Linked DNA regions of Homo sapiens: region 1 is linked to region 2. Evidence: chromatin contacts called from ENCODE Hi-C data. All regions are on one chromosome and are shown on one strand. Each heading gives the region's core, a stretch centred on a gene start or an enhancer-like site at or near the end of the contact. The rest is flanking DNA. Distances are from core to core; before and after follow the strand shown. Region 1 holds the start of CPEB3 (cytoplasmic polyadenylation element binding protein 3). Region 2 holds the start of PANK1 (pantothenate kinase 1).

What was found. A loop is a pair of places that touch in the nucleus more often than their neighbours do. Pooled maps may share reads with other maps.
Region 1: a loop to region 2 is called in a map of naive thymus-derived CD4-positive, alpha-beta T cell, with 9 times the contacts of the local background. The contact joins the promoter of CPEB3 here to the promoter of PANK1 in region 2. A Hi-C loop is called at or near these places in 1 of 168 maps with a recorded cell type or tissue (naive thymus-derived CD4-positive, alpha-beta T cell), 1 of 37 single-sample maps with no recorded cell type and 6 of 50 pooled maps.

The regions. Positions count from the first base shown.
Region 1 is chr10:92,289,082-92,293,821 of GRCh38, reverse strand. CPEB3 (cytoplasmic polyadenylation element binding protein 3) reads left to right here and starts at 2,744. Exons shown (of 10, transcript NM_014912.5): 1 at 2,744-2,896. MARCHF5 (membrane associated ring-CH-type finger 5) reads right to left here and starts at 2,655. Exons shown (of 6, transcript NM_017824.5): 1 at 2,293-2,655. The coding sequence starts at 2,327. RefSeq lists enhancers at 1,715-2,293, 3,241-3,450 and a silencer at 2,431-2,680.
Region 2 is chr10:89,643,936-89,648,212 of GRCh38, reverse strand. PANK1 (pantothenate kinase 1) reads left to right here and starts at 2,971. Exons shown (of 7, transcript NM_148977.3): 1 at 2,971-3,613. The coding sequence starts at 3,322. It overlaps PANK1-AS1 (PANK1 antisense RNA 1), which reads right to left and starts at 4,099. Exons shown (of 5, transcript NR_184344.1): 1 at 4,014-4,099. RefSeq lists silencers at 2,968-3,447, 4,148-4,197.

The DNA.
Region 1 (4,740 bases), core at 1,495-3,994, 2.6 Mb before region 2:
CTGTTAATAAGTTTTAAATGCCTCACTAGCTTTTTTTTTTGAGATGGAGTTCCACTCTGTCACTCAGGCTGGAGTACAATGGTGCGATCTCAGCTCACTGCAACCTCCGTCTCCCAGGTTCAAGCAATTCTCATGCCTCAGCCTCCCGAGAGTTGGAACTACAGGCCCACGCCACTACGCCTGCCTAATTTTTGTATTTTTTTTTTTTTTTTTAGTAGAGACAGGGTTTCACCATGTTGGCTAGGCTGGTCTCAAAGGCCTGAGCTCTAGTGATCTGCCTGCCTTGGCCTCCCAAAGTGCTGGGATTACAAGGGTGAGCCACCGTGCCCAGGCTCACTCTTTGGCTTCTTACTTTTATGGAAATATCCAAAGAGCATATGAAAAGTTAGGTCAGCTTTTGGACATAAGAACTTTTCTAGGCTGGGCACGATGGCTCATGCCTGACAATCCAGCACTTTGGGAGGCTAGGCGGGAGGATCACTTGAGCCCAGGAGTTTGAGACCAGCACAGGCAACATGGCAAAACTCTGGCTCTATAAAAATACAAAAAATTAGCTGGGCATGGTGGTATGTGTTGTGGTCCCAGCTACTAGGGAGGCTGAGGTAGGAGGATCACCTGAGCCTGGGAGGCGGGGGTTGCAGTGAGTTGAGATCATGCCAATGCCACTGCCACTGCCACTGCATTCCAGTCTGGGCAACAGAGACCCTGTCTCAAAAAAAGAAGAAAAAAAGTCACTATGTAAAAATGAAAAGCAGGAGGCCCTCAAAGGAAAAAAATTAACTACAAAATACCCCACATCAGAACAGGGTCTCAACAGAATAGAACTGGCAGTGGCAGGTGGTTTCCTCTGGGCATATTTTAATTTGCCACAATTTGCCAATTTACAATGAAAGGAAAACCTGGTAAATTATCAGACCCCCTAGACAACTGGGGAAACTGACAAATAAGTTTGTGCATTAGTTCATACAACAAATACTTACTGATTACCTACTGAGTACCAGGCTCTGTTCTGGGATTCAAGATAAACAATAGTAAGTTTCTGCTTCCAAGAGCTTATAAACCACACACATATCACACACATATATATATAAAGCAGTCAATACAATTGTCAGGATGTTGACCTGAAACAAGGGCTGGATGAATCACCAGTTATCTCAACTGAAAAAAATCAGTGACATAATTCCTATTAACTGAGATGGCTCAAAATTCTAAGCTCCAAAAAAATGTCTGTCACTCTGGAAGGATGTGTACCCTTGGGTCATTTGTGTTCTGGGTGTGGCAGGCCCAAAAGCATTTAACTGGGTATAAACTCAATTAAGGGAGGGCCTTCATTTAACACCTTACAGTTGGAATTTTACTGAGTACAAAGAGTTGGTACCACCTGCTGAAATGGGTGGCAAGTGGTGTCTATTGAGAATTGTAAGCAACCACAAACATCATGAATTAGCTTGTACAACTTGCTATGCCAGGAAGTAAGACTTGGCTCGGGGGAAATGTGGATCTAGAGTCTCCAAAAACTCATGGTAGGACCCACGGACCAGAATTTCAACAGCAGAGGGCGGTGCACCCGACTTCACAAAGAGTTTTACCGACTGGGGCCCCCCAAGAATGGGCAACTGGACTCCTGTACGAGCTGAAACGTCTTCAATGAACTCAACGATCGTCAAGTACACTAAATGTTCAGCGTTGGACTCATTTGGCTGTTTTCCATAACCTCTACTCTGGTCTGACCGTTAAATCTCCCTTGCGGATACTCTGACCTTACAGTTCGGAGGTGGGGACGGGATGGGGCGGGGGGGACGGGGGGTGCGGGTTCAGGGAAAGTGGGAGAATGAAATCAGCCTATCAGGCTTTCCAAAAGAATGCTTATCATTGGTTCTCAGACAGAGACTTAAAATTATAAGGGGGTCATTCCCCTGAAAGATAACCCGGTTCTTGCCAGTGACATCGCTGACAAACACTTCACAAGTTGGGGAGGGGGAAGGGGGAGGGGAAGAGGGTAAGGAAAACTAATTTTGTGGATTAACAGGAGTCCCTCTCAGGTCAAAACGGGGTTCCAAGGAAACCAGACGCCACTCCTTAGCTAAGTTTCACCCAAAGTCTACGACCCAGGCCGCTCGCTCTGTCCTCCCCCAGGTCTAGACTCCAAACTTTTTGCCCCTCTCACGGCCCCCTGGCCGTGGAACTCCTCCCGGCACGCCGGGTTCTGCTCACCAAGAGCCTCGAGGGCGGGCGCGGGCAGGGCCAGAGCGAGGGTCGGCGGCTCCCGGTCCCCCCCACAGCTGCCCGTACCTGTCCAGCATCTGCTGTAGGGCTTGGTCCGGCATCTTCCGCGGAGCCGGCGCACACGGCCTTCCCCAGTGGACCCGCTCAAGGCCAGGCCCAGGGACAATAGCACTGAGAGGCGGCGGAGTAGGCCGCAGTCCGGCGGCAGCCGCGAACCCGTCACCCAGCTTCCCGGGGCAGCTCCGCTAGCCTGGCGGCGGCGGTGCAGGGCCTGCGGGAGTCCGGCGGAGGCGGCGGAGAGCGAGGAGGAGGAGCCTGAGGCGGGGAGGCGGCGATCGCGGCCCGGGTTCCCGTCCGTCGGCCCGAGGTTCCGGTCCATGGACCGCGGGCGCCGAGTTGCTGCCGGCGGAGGAGCTACCTTTGTGAGGTAAGAGTCGCCGCCTCCGTGCGCGCCAGGGTTACGACGCAGGGCGGCCCAGAGCAGCCTGGGAGATGTAGTCTTCGGACCGTCTCCACTAGAGGCTGCACAGCCCGCCCGGACCAACGCCTCCGCGCCTGCCGCCGTCTGGCCGGCGCCCTCCCGTTTCCTTCCTCCAGGGGGAAAAAATGTCTTTCGGGCCGCTTTCCAGGAAGCAGCAGGATGCGCCGCTCCACTGTCGGTAGCAACAAGGTCAGCCCTCCCTGCCTGTTTGTTTTTGCCTCCGCTCTTGCCCTCAGGTGGGACCGAGCCAGGTGAGGGGAGGGGGCTGAAGGGCCATTTCTTATCAGGGTCCCCGGCCCCGGCCGTGGCGTCGGGGCGGTCAGTGGCGGCAGTGGGGGTGGCAGAAACTCCTTCCGAAGCCCCCGGCGCTGGAGCCAGCCTCTCCTGCGGCAGAGCCCATTTTGGGGGAATTACACCACCTCCGCGAGGGGTCGGTTGGTTTGGTGCGTGAGGTTCTTCTTGAGGGGGCGGGCAAATAGGGACTGCCTGGACCAGACAGCTTCCACCCGAGTCTCTCTGTGTGTTTGGGGCTGGGGAGTTGGGGGAAGGAAAGATGATTCTCTCCCTCTCCAGGAACCTTCTCAAATGTGCCTGGGCTTTCCAGGGCTCGCCGACAGTCTCCAAATGGAACACGTTGGTGAATAAACAGCTCTTGCTTACTCAGCTGTGGGTTGTCAGGGATGTTTGTTTCTCTCTCTGCTGCTGGTCACTGTTAACCGTTTCTAGTCGCGTTGACACCTTCAAGCAGGTGGATTGGGAGTGGCGGGGGTGGGGAATCAAAAAGGAGAAATCATCAGTCACTCCTTGGGTCAGCTTCTGACGTTCGAGGGATAGCTTTGGCGGGAGGAAAGAGCTGTCGGCTCAAACGAATGCGTTTTTTGGACGACCTGTGGCGTTTTCTCTAGGGCTGTGATTGGTAGGACGCTGGTAGTTTTCCCTTGATTATGTCTAATATCTGCTACAAGGTGTTTGATTTTTTAAAAAATGAAAATGTGTTTTTAAAGCTCTTTTTATATGTAGAATTTTACAATCAACTTTTCATTATCTGTTCAAAATTTGCGAAGTATATTTGAACTAGAGTGTTCATTGCTGGGAAAAAACAACAAACCCAAAAAATGTGACCAGAAGCTTACTTGGCCTCCAATTTTTGAAATATGTTTTTGAGAAACAGCACCCACCCCCCCCCACCACACACATACACACACACTCCTCCTAGGGAAAGAAAATGAGTATTTAGTTTAATCGGGGTGTCTAATATTTTATATATATTTGTATTATATATAATATATATGTATTATATAATATATAATACATTTATAATATATAATACATATATACATTTATAATATATAATACATATATATATATATATATATATATATTTTTTTTTTTTTTTGGTAGAGACGCGGTCTCGCCATGTTGCCCAGGCTGGTCTTGCAACTCCTGGGCTCAAGCGAGCCACCCGCATTGGTCTCCCAAAGTGTTGGGATTACAGATGTGAGTCACCGCATGTGACCAGTGTCTAATATTTTATTTAATTAATTCATTTATTTAATTAATTCATTGATTTTGAGAGATGGAGTCTTGCTCTGTTGCCCAGGCTGGAGTGCAGTGGCGCTGTCTTGACTCACTGCAAGCTCCACTTCCTGACTTCAAGTGATCCTTCTAGCCTCAGCTTCCCAAGTAGCTGGGACTACAGGTGTGTGCCACCACACCCAGCTAATTTTTGTGTTTTTTAGTAGAGATGGGGTTTCACTATATGTTGACCAGGCTGGTCTCGAACTTCTGACCTCAGGCGATCAGCCCGTCTCGGCCTCCCAAAGTGCTGGGATTACAGGGGCGAGCCACCGCGCCTGGTCTATTTTATTTTTTTGAGACGGAGTCTCGCTGTGTTGCTCAGGATGGAGTGCAGTGGCACTATCTTGGCTCACTGCAGTCTCCTCCTCCGGGTTCAGGTGATTATCGTGCCTCAGCCTCCGGAGTAGCTGGGATTACAGGCTCGCACCACCATGCCTGGCTAACTTTTGTATTTT
Region 2 (4,277 bases), core at 1,722-4,221:
CTTCCTCAGCAGGCCTGGGAATCCAGCTAGAAAAAATATGTCCTTGGAGATATTGCAATGCTAAAGCTTCTATTTGCATCTCTGATGTAATTTGCTTCCTAAGCCACTCAGCTCAATTATGTGGGAATTTGAAAATGATATATTTGAATATTTAGGAGTGGCTGGTGATTTTTAGCAAATTTACAGTAGAAAGTGAGGGGGACTCTGTGTGAAATATCATCTAAGTCAGGGGTGTCCAATCTTTTGGCTTCCATGAGCCACACTGGAAGAGGAAGAATTGTCTTGGGCCACACATAAAATACACTAACACTAATGATAGCTAATGAGCTAAAAAAAAAAAAGTCACAAAAATAAATCTCATGTTTATGAATTTGTGTTGGGCCGTATTCAAAGCCGTCCTGAGCCGCATGCAGGCTGTGGGCCACAGGCTAGACAAGCTTGATATAAGTCATTTATCCAGTCACAAATAATTACCAAGTGCCTCCTAGGGATAGAGTGATGAACAAGTCATCTGCCTTAAAGATGCTTACAGTGAAGTGGGGTAAGATGGGCAATCAAATAATAATAATGTCTTTTTCTAGCACTTACAATGTGCTGGACACTTTACATATGTTAACCTTAAATAATGAGATTTAGAGAACATGATTAAGTATGAAGTTTGAGTGCAAAGCTTGAGGATAGCCACCTGGAAACACTAACTCCAAATGAGTGGGATCAGTGCTCCAAAGTGGAGAAGTTAAGATTTCACTTATACTGGCAGAGATGGAGAAGTTCCAGCAGAATTACATTTTCCATACAAGACCAATGCATATGCCACAGCGATTTGATTGGTTGCAGACTGCTGCATTCCAAGGAAGATTATTACTCTGTGAGGAGAGGCAGTGATCCAAGGGATTAGTATCTCTGGCCCTGCTCGGTCTTCCTAATTATTTACAAGGAAAAAAGGCAAGCCCAGGCATGGTGGCTCATTCCTATAATTCCAATACTTTGGGAGGCCAAGGTGGGAGGATCGCTTGAGCCCAGGAGTTGGAGGCTACAGTAAGCTACGACTGTGCCACTGCACTCCAGCCTGGGTGAAGGAGTGAGACCTTGTCTTAAAAAAAAAAAAAAAAAAAGCAGAAGTTGTAGCTGCATAGCCACATTTCTCTCAAGTCTCACAAAAAAGTTCCAATAGCTTGAAGTTTGAATTAATTTTACGCATGTGTTATGCATTTCATCAGTCTAACAACTCAGTGATGTCCTATTATTCTCAAGTTACAAATGAGGGAACAGATGCATGGTATAGTTACAAAATGATAAGGAGTCATAAACAGAGTACAAGGAGTAGGAAGAGGGTATGGCAGGGAGACCTAATGTAGCCCTAAGGGTCAGGGAACATTTCTCTAAATATGAGAAGTTAAAGAGGAGATCTAAAGTTGGAGTCTAGTAGACAAAAGAGGTCTTAGAGAAGAGACTTCTCTAAGGCAATGGAAACAGCAGAATGTTGTTTAAGGAATTGAAGGCAGCACAGGGAGCCCCTGATGAGGCAGGAGAGGTAGGGAGGGGCCAGATCACCTGGGTTTTTTTCTCTGTCTTTAAATAGCATAAGGTTAGGGAAGCTAAGAGAGTTGAGATTTGGAGTTTAGTCCCACCTTTGCTCTTAATAACCTCAGCCATCTGTCTGCAGCTCAGTTTCCTGATACGAAAAAAGTATGCAAGAGTGGATAGACCAGAGTGCTCCAGTGGCCCCCATGGTTCTCAAGCTCTGATTCTAGGTAAGGCTCTGCTGGAAGGAATTGCCAGATGCAAGCCCTAGATGCTGCTGAATGCACTGAAGCCCAGGGGCCCAGCAACCCAGTAGCCAGCCAGCACCTGCCAGACTCTGACTCCTCTGTAGATTAATTGCAAATCACGGAGAATATCACAAAATAAATCACACAATAAATACGGCTGTAAGCATGGTTTGTTCCCCTGTCGAAACAAAGGGTGAACTGCTAATCATAATAGCGTAATAAGGAAAACTAGCTTTCTGAGCATTTACTGTGTGCCAGGATTGTACCAGGTACTTTTAGTAGATTTTCTCACAACAGCCCCATTATGGATAGGAAAGTGAGGCCTCAAGAGATTGCATAACTTTGGGAAGGTATTCACCACCCAAATTAGTCCTGCATAGTGAGCATGGACAGTCCCGTTTCCTATTGCTAGAAGTGTTACCTTGAGCATTAACGTTATCTGGGTTTGCTCAGTGGCTGAGTTGGAATTTGAACCCAGTGCTAACTCCAAAGCTCGTAGTGCTGGTCACCACGTGATGCCGCCTTCCCTTCTTAGAAGAGGCAACTCCTTACTCTATAAATAACATGACATTGTCTTTTGAAGTCCTTTCTGGGTGAGGAAAGTGCTTTTTATAGCATGGAATTGCTCCTGTTTACTTGATCTCTTTCAGCACCGATTAATCCTGCCTACAGTTTTGTCCTTCACTGTCCTTACACTGTATTCCTAGGTTTCCTCCCTGCAAAAGACAACTCCATGAGACCACATGGTGTTTGAGTGTGTGTGCGTGCCAGCAAAGAAATTTCACTCCCCTCCCTCCCCAAGTCTGCCAACTTTTCTATAAATAATTGTTCTCCCTCCCCTCAGGCCTCTAAGTAGTTTGGTCACTTAACCAAACGCACAGGCACACACGCGCGCGCGCGTAAGCACACACTCACAAAGCGGGGAGGGTAACGTGAATGACCTTGCAAAGGTATCTTGCTCACTGGGGACAGGATTAGCAAACCTGACACCTCTGCAAATAATTGTCTTCCTCCCGTATTCCTCCTGAAACGGTTCGCTCCTTTCGCTGTCTCTCCCAGACCCATCTGGTTTTCACATCGCCATACAAAGCCCAACCCGCCCATCTCCTCTCTGCAAGCCCAGAGAACTTGATTCCCCATGTTGAAACTCGTCGGTGGCGGTGGCGGGCAGGACTGGGCATGCTCAGTGGCGGGGACCAGTCTGGGAGGCGAGGAAGCCGCGTTTGAAGTCGCGCGGCCTGGGGATCAGGGGAAGGCGGGCGGCGGGAGCCCCGGCTGGGGGTGCGCGGGGATCCCCGATTCCGCGCCCGGGGCTGGCGTGCTCCAGGCCGGCGCCGTGGGGCCGGCGCGCGGGGGGCAGGGCGCAGAGGAGGTGGGGGAGTCGGCAGGAGGAGGGGAGGAGCGCCGGGTTCGCCATCCCCAGGCGCCGGCTCTGCGGCTGCTGAATCGGAAGCCGCAGGGAGGATCCGGGGAAATAAAGACGCCGGAGAATGACCTCCAGCGAGGCCGCCTGAGCCGGGGCCCGCGCACAGCCCCGCCAGCCCCCGGCATGGGCGACCGCAGCGGGCAGCAGGAGCGCTCGGTCCCGCACTCTCCAGGGGCCCCCGTGGGCACCAGCGCCGCCGCTGTGAACGGGCTGCTGCACAACGGCTTCCATCCGCCGCCAGTCCAGCCGCCGCACGTCTGCAGCCGGGGTCCAGTGGGCGGCAGCGACGCGGCGCCCCAGCGCCTCCCGCTCCTGCCGGAGCTGCAGCCGCAGCCACTGCTCCCTCAGCATGACTCCCCGGCCAAGAAATGCCGGCTGCGGAGGAGGATGGACTCGGGGAGAAAGAACAGGCCGCGTAAGTCCCGCTGGGAGGGGAGCGCGGGCGCAAGGCAGACGCAGCGTGCGGGGCCCGGGACTGGGAGCGGCTGAGGCAGGCGCCGCAGCACGCCCCGTGCGCCCCCGCGTCTGCGGTCGAGGGACTGCACAGAGTAGGTTCCCGGGACTGATTCTTTTCCTAGGGGACATCAAGCACTACAGGTCTTTGCCTGAGCCTGCCCTTTGCTCGCTTCTATCAGTAGAACGAGGATTGGACACGAAGCTTGAGCGGGTCCCTAGGTCAAGGATATATAATAAGCGAACGCTCTGTCCGCCCTTCTAATTGGTGGCTGGGAAAACGCAGGTGTGTGAACATTTGCTGGGGTCCAGGAGTGAGGATAAAGTGGGCGGCACACCGAGGGTGCTCTCTCCTTTCTCACCCCTCTCGCTTCTCTGAGCGCGTCCTACTGGGGTTGCCTGCCCTTTGAATCACAGAGTAGCCAGCAGCGTCTCGGGTCTATTGGAGAGCGCAAGTCTGGAGGCGTGGAGTTTAACTACCCCCCAAAATCACAGCCTATTAGAAGCTGTTTCTTCACGGCCAATGAGAGGGTTTTTTGGGAGGGACACACCCACTGATACCATGTGGGCCGGAACTATGTGGACCAATGAGGATTGGAGGTGGATTTTTTTTTTCAACGAAGGGG